Linked DNA regions of Homo sapiens: region 2 is linked to region 1. A link is a contact called in ENCODE Hi-C or POLR2A ChIA-PET data. All regions are on one chromosome and are shown on one strand. Each heading gives the region's core, a stretch centred on a gene start or an enhancer-like site at or near the end of the contact. The rest is flanking DNA. Distances are from core to core; before and after follow the strand shown.

The links. A loop is a pair of places that touch in the nucleus more often than their neighbours do. ChIA-PET counts read pairs that join two places held with the same protein, here RNA polymerase II (POLR2A). Pooled maps may share reads with other maps.
Region 2: a loop to region 1 is called in a map with no recorded cell type, with 1.9 times the contacts of the local background. The contact joins two enhancer-like sites. A Hi-C loop is called at or near these places in 2 of 37 single-sample maps with no recorded cell type and 2 of 50 pooled maps. POLR2A ChIA-PET finds 5 or more read pairs at or near these places in 1 of 52 experiments (activated CD4-positive, alpha-beta T cell).

Annotation. Positions count from the first base shown.
Region 1 is chr6:1,796,194-1,802,508 of GRCh38, forward strand. The region is part of intron 7 of GMDS (GDP-mannose 4,6-dehydratase); the gene reads right to left. Among named protein-coding and RNA genes, the nearest start is that of FOXC1, 190 kb to the left of the region's middle. RefSeq lists an enhancer at 1,012-1,191. Within about 2 kb of position 1,743, at least 4 of the 41 ENCODE cell types and tissues checked have a DNase peak (open chromatin) inside an H3K27ac peak, as active enhancers do.
Region 2 is chr6:2,158,510-2,164,539 of GRCh38, forward strand. All of the region lies in intron 1 of GMDS (GDP-mannose 4,6-dehydratase), which reads right to left. Among named protein-coding and RNA genes, the nearest start is that of GMDS, 84 kb to the right of the region's middle. Within about 2 kb of position 3,767, at least 5 of the 41 ENCODE cell types and tissues checked have a DNase peak (open chromatin) inside an H3K27ac peak, as active enhancers do.

The DNA.
Region 1 (6,315 bases), core at 493-2,992:
CAGCCTCATAGTTCCTCCTTGTAGGCTTACCGAGATCTGGGATCTGTAGTCATTAAATCTTAGGCAGGAAGACATGTAGGAAAAAAAATCTATGTAAGAAAAAGTATGAAACTTGTCATTTTTCAGTATGATAGATCTTCAAAAAATAGGATAAAAAGTGAAGCTGGTCCAGGTTATAGACTACTCTTAGTGTATTTTCAGACCCTTGTGGCACTTTTAAAAAATACAAATTCTCAGGCCTCACGCCTGCAGACTGCAATTAGGTATACTGGAGAGGGGCCCAGGAAACTCTAATTTTATAAAGCTCCCCAAATGCTCATAATGATCAAGTCATGTTTGGGAGCTCAGATTTGATGCTGTTTTGGAAAATTTCCTTGGGATAATATGACTTCAAATCACAACCCTCAAAATTTATTTCAATCTTCTAATATTGAACTTCTACATACACTTGCTCCATTAGCAACATAATAATTCACTGACCCTCTCGCTTCAGTTAAAAATAACAATCATAAAATATTAATTTGCTGTGTTTTCCATTCAAATGCTCACTTTGTTTTAGTAGCGAAAAACTTGAGGAAGCAGAGAACAAGCTTCTTCCTTCCTCTGCACTTAGGAAAGATGTAGCTCCTTCAAACTGTAGTGATGTTTGATACGCTCATCAGATGCTTTACCCATTCCCTTACAGTAAGTCAGTAAAAAAGTGATCTGATTCAGTGAGGAATGTTTATTCAAATGGCTCAAAAATGTAGGAAGAATGGTGTTACTATATGCCCAACAAATGATCCTTAGATCATGACTGCTGTGTGCTCAAGCAGGGATCCCTAAACCCCAGGCCAGGGACCAGTACCAGTATATGGCCTGTTAGGAACTGGGCCGCAAAGCAGGAGGTGAGCAGCCTGCAAGCGAGCATTACTGCCTGAGCTCTGCCTCCTGACAGATTAGCCAAGGCATCAGATTCTCACAGGAGCGTGAACCCTACTGTGAACTGCACGTGCGAGGGATCCAGGTGGCACACTCCTTATGAAACTCTAATGCTTGATGATCTGAGGTGAAACAGTTTTGTCATGAAAGCGTCCCCACCCCCCAGTCAGTGGAAAAATTGTCATTTAAATGTTATAGCTGGCCTGCTATAAGCACAGGTGTATCTGGTAAACTCCACATGTTAAAAAGGTAAAAAGAACTCTCTCACTTCCTTCTTGAGCTTAGGTCATAAATATTTTAATAGACTTGTGTCCACCTATGCTGACTTTCTATGAAACTGAAAGCTCCTCTCAAGTAAGTGTTTTGTGATGTTTTGATTTGTACAATGAAAAGCACAGTGGCAAGTATATGTCAGTACTATCATCATCATCAGAGTTACTAACATTTTAAAATAGTCACAGTCCAAAGCTACACACATTAATGTGTTTAATTTCCCACTGGAATCCTATGAGGTAAGTATGAATATTATCTTCATTTTACATAGAGAGAAACTGAGGCAGAAAGAACTTAATAGACTTGGCCAGCATTTCACAGCTAGGATGTGTGGCAGAGCCGGTATCTGAACCCAGGAAGCTCAGAAATTATGTTCCAAGGGACACCATTCACATAAATACAAGGGAAGGTGTGCATTTGTGGACCCCAATGGGCACAGCTTGGAGTGTCCTCTATAATTACCAGATCCCATGCCTTGGCATATACCAGGACAGGTTTGCTAACAAGTCAAGGCATCTGCACTTTGATAACAGACACTTTGATGTCTCTGTTTGTTTCAGTTTTGTCTCTGACTCATTTTTCAGTTCTAATGCTAGGAATGTCACATAGTTATTTCCTGGTTTTATATATTCAAAAGTACTCCTGGAAAACATCTTCCTGCAATTCTTGAACAAAGGAGTCAAAGGACACAAAGTTTTCACATTTTTCCAGTTTTGGTTTCGATCTCAGTTTGTACCAGCTTCAGAAAAGCACTCATTCCAAAGTTCTAGAAATTTCATTAACTGTGACTGCACTCTGAAGAACAACCTTGCTTAAATTTTGATGTATAAATTTACTTCTAATTACAGAGCACACACACACACACACACACACACACACACACACACACACACACACTCCTGTCTTAAAAGTTTTAAGAATTTAAAAGCTATCATTGCAAGATGCAACTCCACACTGTGGTATGATTTTCATATAAGTCACTGTAGTGGATAATTTTAAAAGAAACCAGATTTTTAAAGAAATATTAAGAAACTGTTTCTGTACTTAGTTCTCAGATAAGAGCAGAACCTGTAGAACCACTGAGTCTTGTGCAAACCTTTTGTGTGGGTGGGTCTGGAAGAGCATCCAGGCTTTCTCGTAGCTGGAATGTGAGTGAGGCCCATGTGGAGGTAGAAGCGTGAGGCTCCTTTGGATCAGAAGGCTCTGTAATTCTGCCTAAAGCCAGCCACCCGCTGAATCTCCAAGAGAAGGCAGAAGCCATCCCTTCTCTTGGCGTATTACTTGTTTGGGAGTCCTCCAAGCGAATGTCCCCTAAATGTCAAACAGAACCGAGCACTGTAAAGTTCTGTTTTGCCAGTGCCTCCCTTGCAATCAGATCCCATTTTCTGGTTTTGGCATCGCATACTGTTGGAGAATACGAGACAGCTTTGTTGACACCTACACCGGGTGTGTGAACTGCAGGCTATGACACACTGGTGGCAACACAAACCTGTATCTTGCTTGCTTCAAAACATACTTCTTCCTTATGGAAAGTACTGGAACACAAATAACTTAAAAATCCCCCAACTTACTTCTGTCAAACATAGGGTGTTCTGGGCCTGGTCCATACTTCACCAGCCAGCAAAGAGGCATTTTGATCACTAAGACTTGTTTTCAAATAGGAACTTTCAAACCTTTACTCCTACCGATCCCTAGGATATCGTGTAGGTCAAAGATTAGCGAGGGAAGGGACTGGAGCCAGGGATCTGGGCTGGAGGTGGAGTAAGAGTGGAGAACTGGCCGTGACGAGGGTGGAGGGTGCGGGTGGTGAGGGGAGGCAGCTAGTTCTGTGCTTCCCGCTGGCAAAGAGTCCCCCGCTCCCTCCTTCTTTTCCCCTCAATGTTCAGATAATAAAAAACAGTCTCTTTAAAACATCCAATTTATTATGGATTTAATCTCTAACGATGATATGCTGGAGTGGATGGCATATATCTAAGAAAGCTCAAGCCTTGGCAACACGGTGCCTTTTGACTCCCAGCCACCTGCCTTTGGTCTAGTTTTCTTTTTCAAGTTGTGATACCTCTGATGGGAATAATTTTTAAATGGGAAAACTGTGATCAAGATATACTTTTAAGTCTGAAGGTCTTCATTATTATCGAAATAGGTGAAAGAAGACGAGAAAATAGGGCTGTGCTTTTCCTTCCCTACTTTCTAGTCACATTCTAGAATAACAGAAGTCAGGAAAGAAGGAAGGCAAAGCAAGGAAATCAAGAGAAATTGGCTGAGGGGCTGGGGAGGGAGGGAGAATTAAAACTGGAGGGAGACTCCAGAGAAGATGACTCTTGATATATGCATATGCTACCCATTTAATGCTGTATGTTGCCACTAACACACATTGTTGATTTCAGGGTTACAGCCTACGAAACAAACTGCGTACTTTGTTCCTAGATACACTAATTTTGGGACTCCCTCTCTGAACACACAAGAAAACTCAACCACTACTTCAAATACCTCCTCACACATTTATATCGGTTGGAGATTTGTTTAGATTAACAGACTCTCCAAGGGTTAAGATAGTAGGTCATTCATACCTTAATGTCTTTTTTTAAAAAAAATTAAAATCCCAGCTAGCTGCAATGGTCTCAGTGATTCAGAGCTTTGCAGTAAGGGAAGAGAGCAGGAGGCCAGGGGAAGAGGAGGCCAGCCTTCCCTTCCTTCCTCCCACCTTGACTAGGGCTGCTTGATGATGCCCATATGGTGGTTGGCCTCTGAAATTCTTCCTTCTCGACAAGGTCTCCTGAAATAAAATTTAGGTTTCCAAGGTGAATAAGGTCTAGTTTAAGTAACATGATATATGGAAATAAAGAAGCTTCCGATTCTGAGAACTCTGGTTGTGAACCCTAGCAACTCCAAACACAGGTTGTATTGATATTGGTGAGCTTCTTCAACTCTTTAAGTCTCAGTTTACTAATTTGTAAAAAGTGGATAGTAACACCAACCTTTCTCAGGAGGGTTAGACATCTATAAAAGGCCAGCAGAATGTTCTTATGACTCCTACTCACAACCATTTCTTTTCTTTTCTTTTTTTGAGATGGAGTCTAGCTCTGTCACCCAGGCTGGAGGGCAGTGGTGTGATCTCAGCTCACTGCAACCTCCGCCTCCTGGGTTCAAGTGTTTCTCCTGCCTCAGCCTCCTGAGTAGGTGGGACTACAGGAATGAGCCACCATGCCCAATTAATTTTTCTTTTTCTTTTTCTTTCTTTCTTTTTTTTTTTTTAAGCAGAGATGGGGTTTCACCATAATGGCCAGGCTGGTCTTGAACTCCTGACCTCAGTGATCTGCCTGCCTCAGCCTCCCAAAGTGCTGGGATTAGACATCTATTTCTTCAGAGCACTGCACAGTTATCATCAGCTCCTTAGCCCTGGGTGAAGCAGGCACAGCACAGCAAACAGCTGCAAGAAGTGGATGTGATTCTGCATCTGAAAGCACAGAGGTGGGTCTGGACCTCCAAGAATGGAGTCACACCAAAAGATGTCAAGGTGCTGAGTAAACTTCTGGGAAGAACTGCTGGAGGAGCGAACTCTGGTTATTGGTGATTCTTGAAGAGTGTGTCCTGTTTCAGGGTAGTGAATGTGACAGATCTCTGCAGCAGGCAGCTGCCACTTCATCCCTGCTCCTGAAAAGTGACACTCGGGGGATACAATCTGCTTCCAGGTGCTCCCTGGAGCCCGGACCATGAGGACCTGTGACTAGAATAGCCTGCCCAGAGCTGTAAAATGTGCTTATTCTATGAGACCTGCACCGAAATTACCTTTCAGGAACAGAGAAATATTCTGTGAGGAAGCTATGCAAGGTGGCCTCTTGAGGAAGGGGGCACAAGTAGACATTTCCAGTTTGTTCATGAGTTTTCAAAAAAGCAAGCTATGCTCCTTACAGGAATGAGAATCTTGCCTTGTTGGAGAATAATGAGTACACAGATTTTTGTGATTGTTATTCAAGCTGCCAATCCTGGTAGCTATTCAGTAGATAAGTAATTAGTAACAGTTTTGTTGGACCATGAATATCAGAGATTCATACCCTTTGAATAGAACCTTAATACAGCAGTAAAGGTTTATAGCTGTATAAAGCTGTCCAGCTGGAGTGGAGGCAACCCGCAACATTTTCCATGCAAAACCCACTCACATGATGCATTCCCCACCCCACCTCACTCCCGTCGGAGAGGCAGGGCAAAGGGAGCAGATGTTTGCACAGGAATTTTCCCAGGGCTTAATTCAAGAAGCTAAAACGGTGAGCACACCTGAGCAAATGAGGCCTGGCTCTGGCGGGCAGCCCCGGGCACAAGCCCCACATTTTTCCAAGACTATGTTTTCCGCACACAGAGGGCCATAGAGGGTAGAAAAGAAAGGCATTTTCAAGCTTGAAAGTTGGAATTCTGTCCACTTGCTATACTGTTCAACTTTATCAGCTTTCATGAGGGGACAAAGAAGAACCACAGTAATTTTTAGCTTGTTGAATTTTGTGGTTTATTTATTTACATCTCAGAGAAAGACTTCATCTAATGCTACCCTCCCACCCCGAATAAAAACGGCACTGGACACTATAATGTTGAAATAGCCACTGACCTTAAAAGCCACTGTCTCAGGCATTGCCAGTAACAAAATTGGGAGTTGGATATTTAAGCAAATTGTACTTAATAAAGGCCATATTTGCCTAAATAGAAAAACGGAGATGCAGTACCACCTAAAGTGAAAAAATGTTGAAAGTTTCAGTAGATTATTCCAATGTAAAATAAAATCAGCTTCTTCAAATATTTCAACAGAGGTACAAGTCTTCATTTGAGAATTTACATTTCCCATAAATTAATACTGTCCTAATGAATGTACAATTTTGCAGACACCAGTTAGTCTGGGATCTTGCCTATAGTCGTTACTCAATCAATATTACTTGAACTGAAGGACAAGACAGCAATCTGTGAGACCAAAAAAAATAATAAAGTTTCTACACAGCAAGCATTTTCTATAATAGGCATATCTCAAACTAATAAGGCAGGAAGTATATTTAAAAAAATGTTTTTGCTTTAGGTCTAAAAGATTTTCCTTTCCAACTATAAAACAGCTGAAATCATGTATCCTCAGCCCAACAT
Region 2 (6,030 bases), core at 2,517-5,016, 360 kb after region 1:
TGGCATTCCCCATCAGTTAAATGGAAGTGATAATGTTTCAGAAGACATCAAAATAGGAACTTCCAACCTCAGTAAGAATCACAAATCAAAACTGCTCACTCCTTAGTAAAAACCTCTTTGGCTATCTGCTGGCCACTTTTTGTTTATCAAGATATTTGGTCTGACTTCCCTTCAGTATTGGGGCAAGAAAGTGGGGAAAGTTAGGATGGGGACTTAGCGAATCGCTTCTTACCGCCCCCTAGCGCTCACTCAAAGCAGTGGCAACATGGATGCGCTGACTATGGCCTTTCCTTTGCCAACCGGCATCAATGATGCTTCCTCCCCACAGTGTCCACGGTGGTTAATTCCTTACGCTGCCAGAGGCGGTGAGGTGAGCCAAGTTCTTAGCTGTTTTTGACAAGTATACCTACTTACATCAAAAAGCATCAAGCTTAACTCTCACAAGAAAAGAAATCACTGAACATTAGGTTGGGGTTTAGAAGGAAGATAAGTAATTATGTGCTCTGGATAAACACAGGTACTGAATATGTACTGAATTTTTCCTCAATTTTTTAGAATTGCGACACTTCATGAAAGTCAACACTTCCAGTGTTTCTATCACATGTTAAGTTAAACTAAGTCCAACTTTGGGGATACATATTAAATTTAGGCCAAAAAAGTTATTTTTAAAAATTCCTTCTACGTATAGTTGACCCTTGAACAATGTGAGGGGGAGGAGACAGAGGGGTACCGACCTCCTGTGCAGTCAGAAATCCTCAGATAACTTCTGATCCCAAAAATTTAACTGCTAATTGCCTACTCTTGGGCTCACATGATCCGCCCACCTCAGCCTCCCAAAGTGCTGGGATTATAGGCATGAGCCACCACATCCAGCCAATTTTAACGTTTTATGATAGATTTGTGTATATTTTATGAGAGTAAATGACAAAACAGACTAATATCTACATACATTTTATGCATTCATGGCATACCTTTTTCTTAATTTTTTCAATATTTCTTTTTTTCTTTTTTTTTTTTTTTTTTTTTTGAGACAGAGTCTTGCTCTGCCGGCCAGGCTGGAGTGCAGTGGCATGATCTCGGCTCACTGTAACCTCCATCTCCCAGGCTCAAGCAATGCTCCTGCCTCAGCCTCCCAAGTAACTGGGATTGCAGACGTATGCCACCACGCCCAACTAATTTTGGTATTTTTACTAGAGATGGGGTTTCACCATGTTGGCCAAGCTGGTTTCGAACCTGACCTCAGGTGATCTGCCTGCCTTGGCCTCCCAAAGTGCTGGGACTACAGGTGTGAGCCACAGCACCCGGCCAATTTTTTCAATATTTCTAGGCTACACAGTTCATCTATGTGTTTTTTCAAATTGTCACAAATCTCCAAAACATCTTCCAATATATTTATTGAAAAAAAGTTCAAACCCGTGTTAAGGGTCAACTGTAATATATAAAATATGCAATTTTATAGTCATATTATATAGCACCATGCACAGGAGCATAAATTAACAACGAAACCTACAAAAAATCTTGGGCTGAAAAAATCATTCAATCTTTTAGAGTTAATAGAAAGCAACTATGAACAATTTAAGCCTAAATATTAACATATTTCAAAGAAAAACATAAACTTCTCCCCCATTAAAGAAAAGTAGTACTATATTTTCCAACAGATTTTTACTACATGCGATAGTTTTTATCTTTCTAAATTGCAAGTTCAGCCAAAATATCATATCTGAACTCTGAGAAGAGTGAAGTTCGGATAACAATTTCTCATCAGAAGAGTGACAGTGGCTGACATTAACAGAGAGTGTCCAGGCCTTGCACTAAATATGTAACACAGCTTCTAACATTTAATCTTCACTAAGATATAATGGATAAGCACTACTATGATCCCATTTTATAGGTGGAACACTTTTCAGCTAGAAAGAACTAGGAATCAACCTAGGTCTGACACCAAACTCCAACTTTATTAACTCTTTTTTAAAATAGATTCTTTTTAAAGACAAATTTTCAAGTTGTAGAAAAATGTCATTCAATTGTCATGGTTGTTATATAAGTCTATGAAGATTTTGAGACAGGTGTTGCCCAGGCTGCAGTGTAGTGGTGCCATCATGGCTCGCTACAGCCTCAACCACCAGGTAGTTCCAGCTACCTCAGCCTCCTGGGTAGCTGGAACTAGAGGTGCACACCACCACACCTGGCTAATTTTTTGTAGAGATGGAATTTCACCATGTTGCCTAGGCTGGTCTCCAACTCCTGAGCCTAAGCTATCCACCCACCTCGGCCTCCCAAAGTGCTGGATTACAGGCATGAGCCACGACCACACCTGACCAAAGACTCTGATGTATTGTTGTTCAAACTCAATTTACTGAATGAGCACAGACTGCAAATATTCCAATAAATACCACTTCTCTAAATATATTTTCTTTATTCTTTCAAGCTGAATAATCAATGACCATACCCTGAAGCTCTTTGAAAGAATTATTTTTAATAAACTTTGTCAAAAGGATTATATGTTAACTTTTTTTTTTTGAGACGGAGTCTCTCTCTGTTGCCCTAGCTGGAGTGCAATGGTGTGATCTCGGCTCACTGCAACCTCTGCCTCCCAGGTTCAAGCAATTCTCATGCCTCAGCCTCCCAAGTAGCTGGGACTACGGGCACACCATCACGCCCAGCTAATTTTTTGTATTTTTAGTAGAGACGGGATTTCACCATGTTCACCAGGATGGTCTCGATCTCCTGACCTTGTGATCCGCCTGCCTCGGCCTCCCAAAGTGCTGGGATTACAAGCGTGAGCCACCACACCCGGCCTATATGCTAAGATAATTTTAAAGTATAAAATCTTTAGTTCTGTGTATATGTTAGTTTTGCTCACTGACTGAAACAAGCTGTTAAATAGTAACAAATGACACGACTGACCACAGGTGCTTTCAGTGCACCTACTGTATCTACCATCTGACATCTTATGAGTACTGGGACAAGATTTAGGAATTATCAGAGGATTGACAGCTTCCCTCAGGAAGCTTCACAGTGTTTCTTGGAGGTTTTCTGTTTCAATTTGGGTGTACTTGAGGATTTGAAAATTCATTTTCCACATCTTAATAAAACTGTGCTATAAAGTGCTGACCCAGAGGTGGTGGGGGAACCCCCAATTCCCCACTGTGACCTTCAAACCAATCAGTCTAGGACAGAACAAGGACCTACGTGGGGCTGGTGAAAAAGATAAGGGACCCAACAGAGAAACCAAAGGACCCCTTTAAGGGACATTTCCCAAACTGTCCCTGAAACACAAAAAAGGGCTAAGGGTTTGGTTTCAAAGGACTTCCTGGCTGTGACTCAGACTGCTAAAAAGTCAAAATAAAAGGAGAGAAAGCCAAGACCTCATTCAAGCAAGTCACTAATGACAGGAGTCACTGTCAATAAACTCAAAAGCAAGATCTTGCCACAGATAAGCTACAATACAGCTAATTCACTCAGAAAAAAACAGAGCTGGTTCTCTATGCATGTTTTATACCACAATATATTCACCAAGAAAAATAATATTCTGCCAAGGAACATCTTAATGACACAGGAAATTGTCTATGCTTGATAAGGTCACTGCATTCATAGACAAAAATCTCTTGAGACTAAACTGGCCCCAGAGCCACACCAAGATATACATTCCAATGCCTATTTTAAAAATAAAGGAAGTCCATTTTCCAAGGAGCAGAAAGAATACCTGTGGGTGCCTAGGTTCTAATCATGCTTCTGCCCCAAGCTACATGACCTGGGAATTGTGAGTAAGCCACAGCGTAGGGAGGCCAGTTTTTGCAATGGTGACAAGGAACTGACTAGACAAGTTTGGTGGTTCTCAAAATCTCCTCCCATGGAACACCAGGGTTCCACTAATTAAGACTGTGGCTTTCTGTGGCTCAAATCAAATAATAGACATCTGTTTCCAAAGTTCTTTCCCATAATTTTTTCCTTATACCTCTGGGGCTTGAAAGTACTTGTCTGCTAAAAGGAAGCAGAAAAAAGGAGTAGACCTTATTGTTTTTTCTAGTCTCATGTATTCAGGGTTAGAATTTTAAACTTCATACTTAAAACAGTCTTACTTATTGCTAGCAAAATTATTCCTGGTTCAAATAATAGAATAAAAATATCAGGTTTTCATAACATTCCAACACACACACACACACACACACACACACACACACACACACACACACACACAAAACTTTCCTGGTGCTTCCCTACATTACCAGATTTGAGTGAGACCCATGAGATAAGTAACGTCTAAGAAGTGGCCCTGGGTTGAGAGGAGACAGCAGCAGTGATGCATACTTCCCACCCACACTGCTTCCACAGGAAACCGAGTTCCCTCCTGCTCTCCAAGCTCTGGGGCCACTGCAATTTCAGTTCATTCCTGCCATCCTTTGTTCCTTGTGGCCATCCCTCTCACTCACTCTATCGGCTCTGGGACTACATCAAAAAATAAAAAATTAGAGGAGCAACAGCCCACTGATCTAGACAGCTCTCTCATTTTCTCATTGATCCTTGCACACTGTAGTGTAGCTGATGTAAACTGTCGTAAGGAAAGTCTGGACAAGTTCTTGATATATTCAATCACGACCGATGACATGTGCCTAGGAGGCTACTTTTATAATGCTGAATAATAGGCCCAGGTGACAATAATAAACTGTCCTAACAGTGAACAGGGACTATAAAAATTGCCTACAAGCAAGGGAAGTGTCAGAAATCCTGTCATCTGCCTTGATTCTCAGGTGGAAAGAGAATCACCAAGGAAAAGTCAGATTTCCAAGCCCACTCACATCATGTGGGATTCTTGAGCAGGTCCACAGGGTCCAGGAGAGGCAAACACTAAATAGCTGTGTTAGTCAGGGTTCTCCAGGAAAACTGGACCAACAACATGTGTGTGTCTATGTGTGTGTGTGTGTGTGAGAGAGAGAGAGAGATTTACTACAACAAACTGGCTCGTGTGATTATAGAGGCTGAGAAGTCCCAAGATCTGCAGTCAATAAGCTGTAGACCCAGGAGAGCCAATGGTGTAAGTTCCAGCATGAAAGCTGACAGGTTCAAGAACCAAAAGGAGATAACATTTTAATTTGAGTCCAAAGGGAGGAAAAGACCATGTCCCAGCTCAAGACAGTCAGGCAGGAAGAGTTCTTACTTGTTAAGAGGGTCAACCTTTGTTCTATTCAGGACTTCAAATACCTGGTGATACCTACCCACATTAGACACACAGGATGAACTAGCCAACACCACAGGCTGAGCGCTGCCACTTGGCCCCTGGGATCCAATTGCTCCTGCTGCATTAGGTTTCCCAATTCAGTGACTACAGCTCCCACTGTAAGGCCTAACAGACGAAAGCAACCACAGAGCTCTTCCAGGATGCTGGGGCTCCCGTCACAAATGCATTTCTCACCATTGTGAAAGCCATGTCTTCTGGACCCTCCCGTGGTGGGCAAGTAGGTCTTTAACGACAAATCTACTCTAACATTTCATTCTTCCTAATAAGCCTTTGAATCCTTTTCTCTACATTAAAATGAGCCAAGTCTAGCATTTCTAATTCAATCACCGTAGGCCACCTTTTGGTCCATGGTTCAGCCAACCCAACGTACTATTAGAGCACTTTCTGACTCACTAAACTGCAACATTAAATGCAGAATCTTTGCTTAGTGAGTATATGTCAACAAATTCAGCCCGATACAACTTCACGTTTCTTCCACCATTATTCCACAGTCTTAATATACATGCCCACATTTGTTCCCCAGGTTTCTGTCTGTATAGGTTAGAAAACTCAAGTAGTTATTTTGGAGTGTAGTGTACCTTCTCAGGGGTCATGTCTTGAACCTTCACCTTTAGGAGCCTGCTGGAGTTACTGGTCTAAAAACAGAGCCGTGGTAAAGGTGGGTCCTGAGTAGACTCAGCATTATCTTACAAAGCAACTGCCTCAAGGAAGCCACTACAGTTTCCTTAGACAATGCAGGGTTAATGCCCTCAAACAGGGGTGGAGAGGCTACTCCCATTGGGGGTGGAGAG